Linked DNA regions of Homo sapiens: region 1 is linked to region 2. Evidence: read pairs that join two places in POLR2A ChIA-PET (ENCODE). Cell type or tissue: PC-3. All regions are shown on one strand. Links, peaks and the distances in the headings refer to the core of each region. The heading gives the core; the rest is flanking DNA. Region 1 overlaps MXRA7 (matrix remodeling associated 7). Region 2 overlaps SEPTIN9 (septin 9).

Region 1 (5,224 bases), core at 1-5,000, 580 kb before region 2:
TGTGGTGGTAGGTGCCTGTAATCCCAACTATTTGGGAGCCTGAGGCAAGAGAATCGCTGGAACCTGGGAGGGGTAGGTTGCAGTGAGCCAAGATCGCGCCACTGCACTCCAGCCAGGGTGACAGAGCGAGACTACCTCTTAAAATAAATATATATATATACGTATATATATATATATATCTTGAGGAGGCCTCACCATAGGAAGAACTTCCTGAAAGGCTAACGGCTGACTTGACTATGGAGTAGGGTTTCCTGCTGATCTCCAGCAGAACACCACTGGGCTGGGGGCATTTTCTTCTCTTGAAGTGGGAGGATGGCTTGAGCCCAGGAGGTGGAGGTTGCAGTGAGCTGAGATTGCACCACTGCACTGCAGCTTGGGTGACAGAACCAGACCTTGTCTCAAAACAGCAAGATTTATCTCAGACTCTGAGTCCTCAGCAAATAAGAATCAGGCCAGGAGAAAAACGATGAATACCAAGGACATCACACAAGAAGGCCCTTGCTGAGAATCTGCCAGGGTTGTCTCACCCAGAGGTCAGGTTGGTCAGCGGGTTATAAATGTGCGCAAGGAGTTCTCACTTGAAAACATTAAATACACACATACACAGGCCACAAAACTGGAGCTGAAGGGTTGGGCACAGTGGCTCGCACCTGTAATCCCAGCATTTTGGGAGGCAGCGGCTGGCAGACTGCTTGAGCTCAGCAGTTTGAGACCAACCTGCAACATGGCGAAACTCCATCTCTACAAAAAATACAAAACTTATCCAGGCATAGTGGTGCGTGCCTGTGGTCCCAGCTACTCGGGCGGCTGAGGTAGGAGGATGGCTTGAGCCTAGCAGGCAGAGGTTGCAGTGAACTGAGATTGTGCCACTGCACTCCAGCCTGGGCGACAAAGTGAGACTCTGTTTTGTTTTTTGTTTTTTAAAGCCAGTTAACTTTAGCAGTAGGGGGTTGTATATCAAGTTTAGTGACACTAATGTTAACAAGTTCTGATAACCCAACACCATTGGACCAGCTGAGGTCCTAGCTCAAAAAAAAAAGAATACATTGAAAAAAACAAAAAACTGGAGCTGATGCCTGGAAAGTGGACAATCACTTCTGTAAGTTCTATGGCAATTCAGAGGCAACATTTGAAGATAAACAACTTCCGTGAGTCCTGCAATGGGTTTTCTCTGGGCCATCAAATCTCATGCAGACATTGTTTTAGCCAATGTAACCCTGTGTCCAGAAAACAGCATCATAGCCGGGCGTGGTGGTGGCCACCTGTAATCCCAGCTACTCAGGAGGCTGAGGCAAGCAGAAGAATCACTTGAACCCGGGAGGCGGAGGTTGCGGTGAGCTAAGATTGTGCCACTGCGCTCCAGCCTGGGCGACAGAGGGAGACTGTCTCCAAAAAAAGAGAAAAAGAAGATAGCATTGCTTCTACCACCCCGCAGCAGGGAATAGAATGACTAGAATGACTGCTGCAGCACCCTCCAGCTTCCTTCAGATTTTTTTTTTTTTTTTTTTTTTTGAGACGGAGTCTCACTCTGTCGCCCAGGCTGGAGTGCAGTGGTGCGATCTCAGCTCACTGCAAGCTCCACCTCCCGGGTTCACGCCATCCTCCTGCCTCAGCCTCTCGAGTAGCTGGGACTACAGGTGCCCGCCACCACGCCCGGCTAATTTTTTGTATTTTTAGTAGAGATGGGGTTTCACTGTGTTAGCCAGGATGGTCTCGATCTCCTGACCTCGTGATCCGCCCGCCTCGGCCTCCCAAAGTGCTAGGTTTACAGTCGTGAGCCACCGCGCCCGGCCAGCTTTTTTTTTTTTCATGCCTGTAATCCCAGCACTTTGGGAGGCCGAGGCAGGCTGATCATTTGAGGCCAGGAGTTCAAGACCACCCTGGCCAACATGGCGAAACCCCGCCTCTACTAAAAATACAAAAATTAGCCAAGCATAGTGGTGCATGACTGTAATCCCAGCTATTTGGGAGGCTGAGGCAGGAATACTGCTTGAACCCAGGAGGTGGAGGTTGCAGTGAGCTGAGATTGCGCCACTGCACTCCTGGGCGACAAGAGCAAAACTCCGTCTCAAAAAAAAAAAAAAAAAAAAGAATGCTGGAAACAGTTCTGCATGAGGTCCCCTTAGAGAAGGGGCTTCTGAACCTGACCTCCTCATCCTGTTCCATACATCTGTCCTTAACAGTGGCAAGCCCAGTGTGGCCAAACGCAGGTTGTTCCAGAAATACTCCTAACCATCAGGGATCTGGCATTTCTCTGGAAGACGGTTTACCAGAGGCCCAAGCTGGTCTCCCTCCTCCCACAGTGTGGTTTGAGCCGAGTGGGAAAGAGCGGGGCTACAAAAAGGAAACTGTCTGCATGCTCACCATTTCATTTCTAGCTCTCCAAAGCTAGGTGGCTTTTTTTCTCAAGACATATTCTTTAAAAACATACTCCTTCTTGCTAAGCAGAAAATTCTAGCTGACATTAGTCTGTAACCAAGGCTCTTTCTCTCTGAAAGAACAAAGTTTATCTATTAGGAAAGCCCCTGGACTTCTTTCATATATGGAAAAAAATTAAGTTAGGCACTCAAACAACTTTACAAAAAAATACCCACTGGAACTACTGAACAGGGAACTCTACTTACAGCCCTCCAAGGCATCTTCTATTCAGTTGCTCTATATCGTTATAGTTATTGTGAATACAATATTTTATGTTCTACCTTTTTACTTATTTCATACTAATTTGCTAATGAATCCAATGTGCTAATTAATGAACATTTGGATTATTTCTAGTTTTTTCCCCAGTAAGTCACTGGGCCTGTTCTGGACTAAATATTTGTGTCCCCTGCAAATCTATCTGTTGAAGTCTTAACCCCCAGTGTGATGGTATCTGGAGGTGGGGGTCTTTGGGAGGTGAGATTTAGACGAGGTCACGATGGTGGAGTCCCTACAATGCTATGAGGGCCCTGATAAGAAGAGGAAGAGACATCCCTCTCTCTCTGGCATGTGAAAGTACAGCAAGAAGGTGGCTGTCTGCAGGCCAAAAAGAGAGCCCTCACCAAAACCAGAATCTGCCAACACCTCCATCTTGGACTTCCCAGCCTCCAAAAGTGTAGGAAATAATGCCTGTTGTTTAAGCAACCCAGTCTGTGGTATTTTGATATATCAGCCTAAGCTGCTTAAAGACAAGGACCTAAAGTGATATAAACAACTGGCAAATATCTACTTGGCCCTCCACTACTTGGCTTCTGAGATTTTGCTAAGAGAACAGAAAGTAGGACCACACTGCCATCACAAAGGCCCACACTGCCATCACAGAGGACCACACTGCCATCACGAAGGCCCACTCTGCTATCACAAAGGACCACACTGCCATCACAGAGGACCACACTGCCATCACAAAGGCCCACGCTGCCATCACAAAGGCCCACGCTGCCATCACAAAGGACCACACTGCCGTCACAGAGGCCCACGCTGCCGTCACAGAGGCCCACGCTGCCATCACAGAGGCCCACGCTGCCATCACAAAGGCCCACTCTGCCGTCACAGAGGCCCACTCTGCCATCACAGAGGCCCACGCTGCCGTCACAGAGGCCCACGCTGCCGTCACAGAGGCCCACGCTGCCATCACAAAGGACCACGCTGCCATCACAGAGGCCCACTCTGCCATCACAGAGGCCCACGCTGCCGTCACAGAGGCCCACGCTGCCGTCACAGAGGCCCACACTGCCATCACAAAGGACCACACTGCCATCAAAAAGGACCACACTGCCATCAAAAAGGACCACACTGCCATCAAAAAGGACCACACTGCCATCACAAAGGCAGGAGAGATGATGGGGAAGTTCACCTGCTCCTGGGTCATTCTGGGAAGGCTGGGGTCTCTGTAGCTTCCAGAGCCCACACCTATGGTGAACAGGTTGGTGAGGGCAGAGGACACAGGTGGACCTGACAGCAGGGTGACTTCAGGGGAACCAGGGCCAAGTCACATGGTTAAGACAGACAGATGAAGGCTGTGCTACCCACTCAGACCACCACCTCCAGAGTGTCTGAAAAACCAACCCCTTTCCCAAGAAATTTCCCAAAGAAGAATGTTGGCTTCTTTGTTCCAACATTCTCTTTTGAAAAATTCCAAACCTACAGAAAAGTTGAAATAATAATACAATGAATACCATACACCCTTCACCTAGATTCACCAATGGTTAACATTTTGCCATCTTTGCATTCTCTCTCTATACACACACACACTGTGTGTGTGTGTGCATGTAACTATTTGAATCATGACATGTCATCCCAAAATGTTTCAGCCTGCATCTTCCTAAGGATAAGGACATTGTTTACACAGCCATCTGCCGGTATCGTACACAAAAAATTCAGCGTTGATTCAATAAGCTTACCTAACACAGCCATTCATTTAAAAAATGTCTCAATTATCTCCAGTATGTCCTTTATAGCTCCCTTCTCTGATGGAGAATCCAATCAAGGATCAAGATTGTATTTATTTGTCATATTGCTTTAATCTCCTAAATCCCAATTAAATCTAGAAGAGTCTCTGTGTGCTTCATGACACCGGCCCACTGCCTTGCAGGAAGTCCCTACTCTTTTTTTTTTTTTTTTTTTTTTTTTTTTTTTGAGATGGAGTCTCGTTCTGTTGCCCAGGCTGAAGTGCAGTGGCACGATCTTGGCTCAACTGCAACCTCAGCCTCCTGGGTTCAAGTGATTCTCCTGCCTCAGTTTCCTGAGTAGATGGGATGACGTGCACGCCACCATGCCTGGCTAATTTCTGTATTTTTAGTAGAGACGGGGTTTCGCCATGTTGGCCAGGTTGGTCTCGAACTCCTGACCTCAGGTGATCCTCCTGCCTCGGCCTCCCAAAGTGCTGGGATTACAGGTGTGAGCCATCGCGCCCGGGCTCTAGTCTGTCTATGAGCAGAGCTAGGCCCCAAGTACCGAGATACTTGAGTCCTGGCACAGACAAGAAATTTAACTCTAGTGCTATTCAAATGACCCTTGACGCTTTGCCAATTACCAATGTTTGGGAATCCGACCATCCAGCCTTGCTCCAATCCACAAGTCCATTAGGTAAGAGGCCTGGCAATCCTAAAACCCCAACCTACACAGGAGCACCAAGAAAGCCCTGAGTCCTGGCCTGAAAAGAGGCCGGCTCCTGTTCTTGACTTCGTTGGCTCATGATTCTTTGCGTGAACAGGCCTTGCCTATAATGCTTCCTCACAGCCCACCCTGT
Region 2 (5,480 bases), core at 321-5,320:
GTGCAATGGCATGATCTCAGCTTACTGCAACCTCCGCCTCCCAGGTTCAAGTGATTCTCCTGCCTCAGCCTCCTGAGTGGCTGGGATTGTAGGAACGTGCCACTGCGCCCAGCTAATTTTTATATTTTTACTAGAGATGGGGTTTCACCATGTTGGTCAGGCTGATCTCGAACTCCTGACCTCGTGATCTGCCTGCCTTGGCCTCCCAAAGTGCTGTGATTACAGGCATGAGCCACCACGCCCAGCCTGCCTCATTTGTTAAATGGGACAGTGCTATGTTGTTGTAAAGGTTAAACGAGTTCATATTTGAAAAAGCTGAGAAATGCCTGCTCTGTAACCTGTTAGCTGCTGTCATGATCATGATTGTCATTGACAGGAGGATGGAGAAGGCTGGGGTTACGCCATTGCTAGGACGTTCCAGAAGCCTCCATGATCTTCCCTTACTGTGGTCAGAGCATGGTGCAGGGTCTCTCCCCCAGCCCCTCAGCACTGGAGCCAGCTGCACTGTACCCGCCCTGGCTCTCTAGGTTCTGAGTTTTGGGACTCCCTTTGCATACTAGGTCACATGGAACTTGCCGTCATTCCCAGGCTCCCCTGGAAACTCTCTGTGGGTGGCAGCGGCAGGAGGACTTACCCGAGGCCGATGAGCCACAGAAGCGGGACTGAGGTTGCGTCACACCCCTACTGGCACCTGGGAATTACTCTGGAGATTCTTTTTTTATTTTTTATTTTTTTGAGATGGAGTCTTGCTCTGTTGCCCAGGCTGGAGTGCAGTGGCACGATCTCGGTTCACTGCAACCTCTGCCTCCCAGGTTCAAGCAATTCTCATGCCTCAGCCTCCTGAGTAGCTGGGATTACAGGCATGTGCCACCGTGCCCAGCTAATTTTTGTATTTTTTAGTAGAGATGGGGTTTTACCATACTGGCCAGGCTGGTCTCGAACTCCGGACCTCAGGTGATCCACCCGCCTCAGCCTCCCAAAGTGCTGGGATCACAGGCATGAGCCACCGTGCCCAGCCACTCTGGAGTTTCTCTGTGGCTTTCAGGAGATTCCTGAAGGGGCACCAGCCACGATTAAAAAGCTCTATGCTGTCGTGACTTCTGAGTCCTGGGCAGGGAGGGAGGCTGCACCCACACAGGAAGCAGCTTCTGCCGTGATTCAGTGTGCTGGCTCGCCGTGGTGGACAGGGCTGCACCCTCACCCAGCGCCCCGGGAGCTGACTTACGGGAAGGGCAAGGAATTGCACCCTCAGAGAACACTTCCCCAGTCAGCTAACCCGGTGACAGGCGAGCGTGGGAAGGGCACAAGCACAGGGTTTCTTCCTCTTCTCCCCCAGCCCCGTCTCCGCGCCTGTTCTCGCTGCCTCTTGCCTCCTCACGTCCAAGCTTGTCTGCTCTGGCGCATTCAGGGGACCTGGACTGGAGAGAAAAAGCCACCTCGTACGGTTAGTCTGTGGCTCTGTCTGACTTGTGTCCTCCGCCGAGGCCCCTCAGTTGTGAGACAGCTGGCTGAGCCTAAGTCCTGGGGCCAGCCCTCTCCCTAGTCTGTTGCAAAGGTAGAAAGGCATGCCCAGGCAGGGGCCACCTGCCCTGCCCGCTCACGCCAGACCGCAGGCACTTGCCCGTCAGATCTCCCCGGCCTGCCCAGAGGGATTCTGATAGCCGAGGGCAATGCACCTGGCAGCGGAGCATTGCGTTTGCGACAGTCCACCTTCTTCCTGGAACCACCCCCCACAAGTGTGACCAGCTCAAGCCAGGACAGGTACAGGGGGACCCAGGATTGCCACTTAGGGGCAGTGGTCTGGAATCCAGGTCCAGGTGACATGGGAGCCAACCCTCTGCTTGGAGATCCCAGGTGGGTGTTTGCAGAGGACATCTCACTTGAGGACCCATGGAAGGGGACACTTCCCACCCCCTACCTGGTCCTTGGGCTGCCCTCCTCTGACACTCTCCTGCCATCCCAGGCAGCCCTGACAGCCCCATGTGACTGGGACCTAGAGGTGGCCCCTGTTTCCGCCCCAGTGTTTGTCCACAGGCAGTGTTGCGTGGGCTCTGAAGTTTGCCTAAGATGGACCTGATAAGGGGAGTTCAGTACACATCAGTGCAGGCCCGGCCAGGGGGTGATGATGGCAGTTCCTGGGCAGATCCAGCTGGCTTTAGGGTAGGAGGGGCTCCAGAGAGAGGCTCCAGGCCCCTAGGGGTGTGAACCTTTGGGGTGAGGCGGGAAGTGACGCGCTGGGTTCCTGCGCCTCTGTTTGTTGGAGCTATTACCTTGGAAACATCCCAGCTCTAGGCGGTTGCCAGGGATTTATGGGGATCAGTGGGTGCCAATCCCTGGGTGAAGCCCTCGGGGCTTGTACACAGCACACAGCGCTGTGGCCCCATGGCTCACTTTGCTGTGTGAAGTGGCTCAGTCTCCGGGAGAGTCCTTAGCCAGGCAGGCCTGACGGCAACTGCCAGGTCATGGTGATCTGGAATCGCTGACCAAAGGGAGTCAGTCCTGGTGGGTGGAGGGACTTGGTGGGCAGCCATCGTGATGCCAGGCATGGGGATCGTGTGTCACCCAGGCCTGTGGGTGCCGAGCTTCTGTGGGAGCAGTGAAGTGCCCCCGTGGCCGATGGGCTGGTCACCCCTGCCCCTTTCCTGATGTGACAGTTGTGCCTGGGCCCCGGGAAATTTGCCAGGAGGCCTGGCATTGGCCTGCTCTACTGGAGCGGCCCTGCTGAGCTGTGAGCTGCCCGTCTCCCTGAGGTTCCTAGCCCATTTCAACTCTCCATGTGGATTTGGTCATTCATTCCAGAAGCGTCTGCCGGGCGCTGCTGAGTGTCAGGTTCTGTTTGCCTCCTCTCCTGTACGCTGGAGGCTCTGGGCACCAGCTCTGCAGGGTGGCCTGGCCTTGGGTCTCCAGGGTAGAGCATGGCACTCTCTGCTCCCAGCCCAGTTTCTCTCTGCTTTATCTCCCTGACCCCACCCTGGGCATGGGCCCATTTGCAGCCCCTGTGAAGGGAGACATTGAGCTGTTGCTGGCAGAGGAGGGGCGGCTCCTGGGCACTGCTTGCCAATGGCCTCTCGGCAGCTCTGTGACAGCTGAGCTTTGTTCCCAGCCTAATCTGACCTGGTTCTCCAAAGCATGACTGTTGGCAGCCTGAAAACCTCCAGGACAGGAAACAGGAGTGGCGCAGGGAATGTAAGATGATCCCAGCTTCAAGTCACTGGGCGGCCCTTAGACCCAGGCTGCCTGCTGTCTCTGGCAGGAACTCAAGTCGCTGGTCATCCTCAGAGCGGTGTTGGCCCGGGGCCTTCAGTGGCCTTTGTGTCTGGGTGAGAGGAACCCTGGATGGCCACTCTGCCCTGAGTGTGTGGGTCCCCAGAAGTGCTGGGTTAGGGGGCACGGAGGGCCAGAAAGTCCCCTTTGGAGCGCTGGACTCTCTCGCTGACTCCTACCCCACCCCGGCCTGGGGTTTCAGAGAAGGGGTCCAGGCAGGAGTGTCATCTTTTCTCAATGGGGATGTGGCTTCAGTCTCTGTCCAGGTGGGTGCATTGCTCTCTTTCCGGCTCCTCCCAGGCTGCTTAAATGACCTGTGACGAGGCCTGCGCCATGGCCGGGGCCCTCTGCTTTTCCCAGCGCTGCACCTGGGAACCAGGGGTTGGGCCCCGGAAGCCGAGGATGTCCCTGAATGCCATGCCTGGGCACCTGTCCTGGCCAGGCGAGGCGTGTTGGGGCAGCGGCTGAGATGGGAGCAGCAGCATTGCCTGCCAGGTTTGAGATGGGCCCCGGGTGAGTGTGGTTACCAGGAAGGGCTGGGCAGAGCAGGCGGGTGGGCCGCCCCTGGGGCCTTGTTCCGCAGATCAACCTGATCCGCACCCTGGGGCCGGGGCTTCCTTTCACAGCCTTCCCATGAACTATGGCTCCTGTTTCCATCCCAAATCAGATCCCAGAAGAGGAATAATGTCCATGTAACCCAAGCCAGTTGGAAGTGGGTTACATCCAACCCCTGTCATCTTCCAGCTTGTTAAGGACTTGACTAACTCAACCCAGAGGGATTTGGAGGGTTGTCTGCAAAACCCACTAATAACAGGGAACTTTAGCTCTGTAGCCACAGGGTCTACAGAGGTGTCGGGCTGTCGGGTTATTGCTGGGAGGTGAGCCGGTGGCGTAGACACCATGGAGGCACCGGTAGTGGAAGAGCTGCAAGTGCACACAGAGGCCGGCACCGAGGGGCGGGGAGGAGGAGGTGGTGGATTTCTCGCCAGTGTTGGCATCATGTTGCCTCCAGCATCAGAGACCCAAGGTGTGGCTGACCTTGGCTGGGGCGATGAGTCATTGGATAGCAGAGCCTTCCTGGTAGCTGGGGGTTAACGCTTTAACTGCCGGGACTTTGTATTATGCCGCTTCTTTTTTTTGTTTTGTTTGGTTTGGTTTGGTTTGGTTTTTGAGACGGAGTCTCACTCTGTCACCCAGGCTGGAGTGTGGTGGCTCAATCTTGGCTCACTGCAACCTCTGCCTCCTGGGTTCAAGCAATTCTCCTGCCTCAGCCTCCTGAATAGCTGGGATTACAGGCACGCGCCACCATGCCTGGCTAATTTTTGTATTTTTAGTAGAGATGGGGTTTCGCCATGTTGGCCGGGTTGGTTTCAAACTCCTGACCTCAGGTGATCCACCTGCCCCGGCCTCCCAAAGTGCTGGGATTACAGGCATGAGCTACCGCGCCCAGCTTGCATTTATGCTTTTTTTTTTTTTTTTTTGAGATGGAGTTTCGCTCTTGTTGCCCAGGCTGGAGTGCAAAGGCGCGATCTCAGCTCACTGCAACCTCCACCTCCCGGGTTCAAGCGATTCTCTTGCCTCAGCCTCCCAAGTAGCTGGGATTACAGGCCTGCGTCACCATGCCCGGCTAATTTTGTATTTTTAGTACAGACGGGGTGTCCCCATGTTGGTCAGGCTGGTCTCGAACTCCCGACCTCAGGTGATCCGCCCGCCTTGGCCTCCCAAAGTGCTGGGATTACAGGCGTGAGCCACCGCACCCGGCCTATGCTTTTTATTATTATTATTTAATTTTTTAAGGAAAGCAATCTAAACTGTACACTGTATCTTTTCTTTCTCTTTTGCTTTTTGTTGTCAGTTTTCTGTATTACTTATTGCCAAACAACATGAACAGGAAATTGAAAGGAAAACTTCAACAATCATTGGCTGTAGCATTTCTTCTGTGTTCCATTCAGTGCTTGTCTCCTCAGGAACATGACATAGGGTTTGATTTAATTATGAAAGGCGTATATTTTCAGAGTTTTATACTCCCCATAGAATGAATGTTGAATTCTGTTCTTTTCACTTGAAATTAGATCTCAGGCATGGATTTCATGATTATCACTATAATGGCTCTTCAGAGTGGACATTGCATCTTGTAGGGAACCACCCTCTCCCCAGCTGCTGGTGTGGACGCTCCTCCTTGATGGTGTGGGTCTGGGCCCCTGAAGGGTGGTGTC

What was found. Peaks named below come from ENCODE experiments on the same cell type or tissue, not always from the same donor. Only the 100,000 strongest peaks of a DNase experiment are listed, where the experiment ranks them.
Region 1: POLR2A ChIA-PET joins it to region 2 with 5 read pairs; 2 of 35 experiments call an interaction of 5 or more read pairs at or near these places.

The regions. Positions count from the first base shown.
Region 1 is chr17:76,702,712-76,707,935 of GRCh38, forward strand. All of the region lies in intron 1 of MXRA7 (matrix remodeling associated 7), which reads right to left. It also overlaps the pseudogene RNY4P36. Among named protein-coding and RNA genes, the nearest start is that of MXRA7, 5.6 kb to the right of the region's middle. In PC-3, for the core only: no CTCF peak of the experiment used is centred there; no DNase peak of the experiment used is centred there.
Region 2 is chr17:77,284,681-77,290,160 of GRCh38, forward strand. All of the region lies in intron 1 of SEPTIN9 (septin 9), which reads left to right. Among named protein-coding and RNA genes, the nearest start is that of SEPTIN9-DT, 5.5 kb to the left of the region's middle. RefSeq lists enhancers at 768-1,332, 1,135-2,334, 1,333-1,895. In PC-3, for the core only: no CTCF peak of the experiment used is centred there; DNase peaks (open chromatin) are centred at 1,151, 2,341, 3,171, 4,281 and 1 weaker place; H3K4me3 peaks cover 4,942 bases; H3K27ac peaks cover 5,000 bases.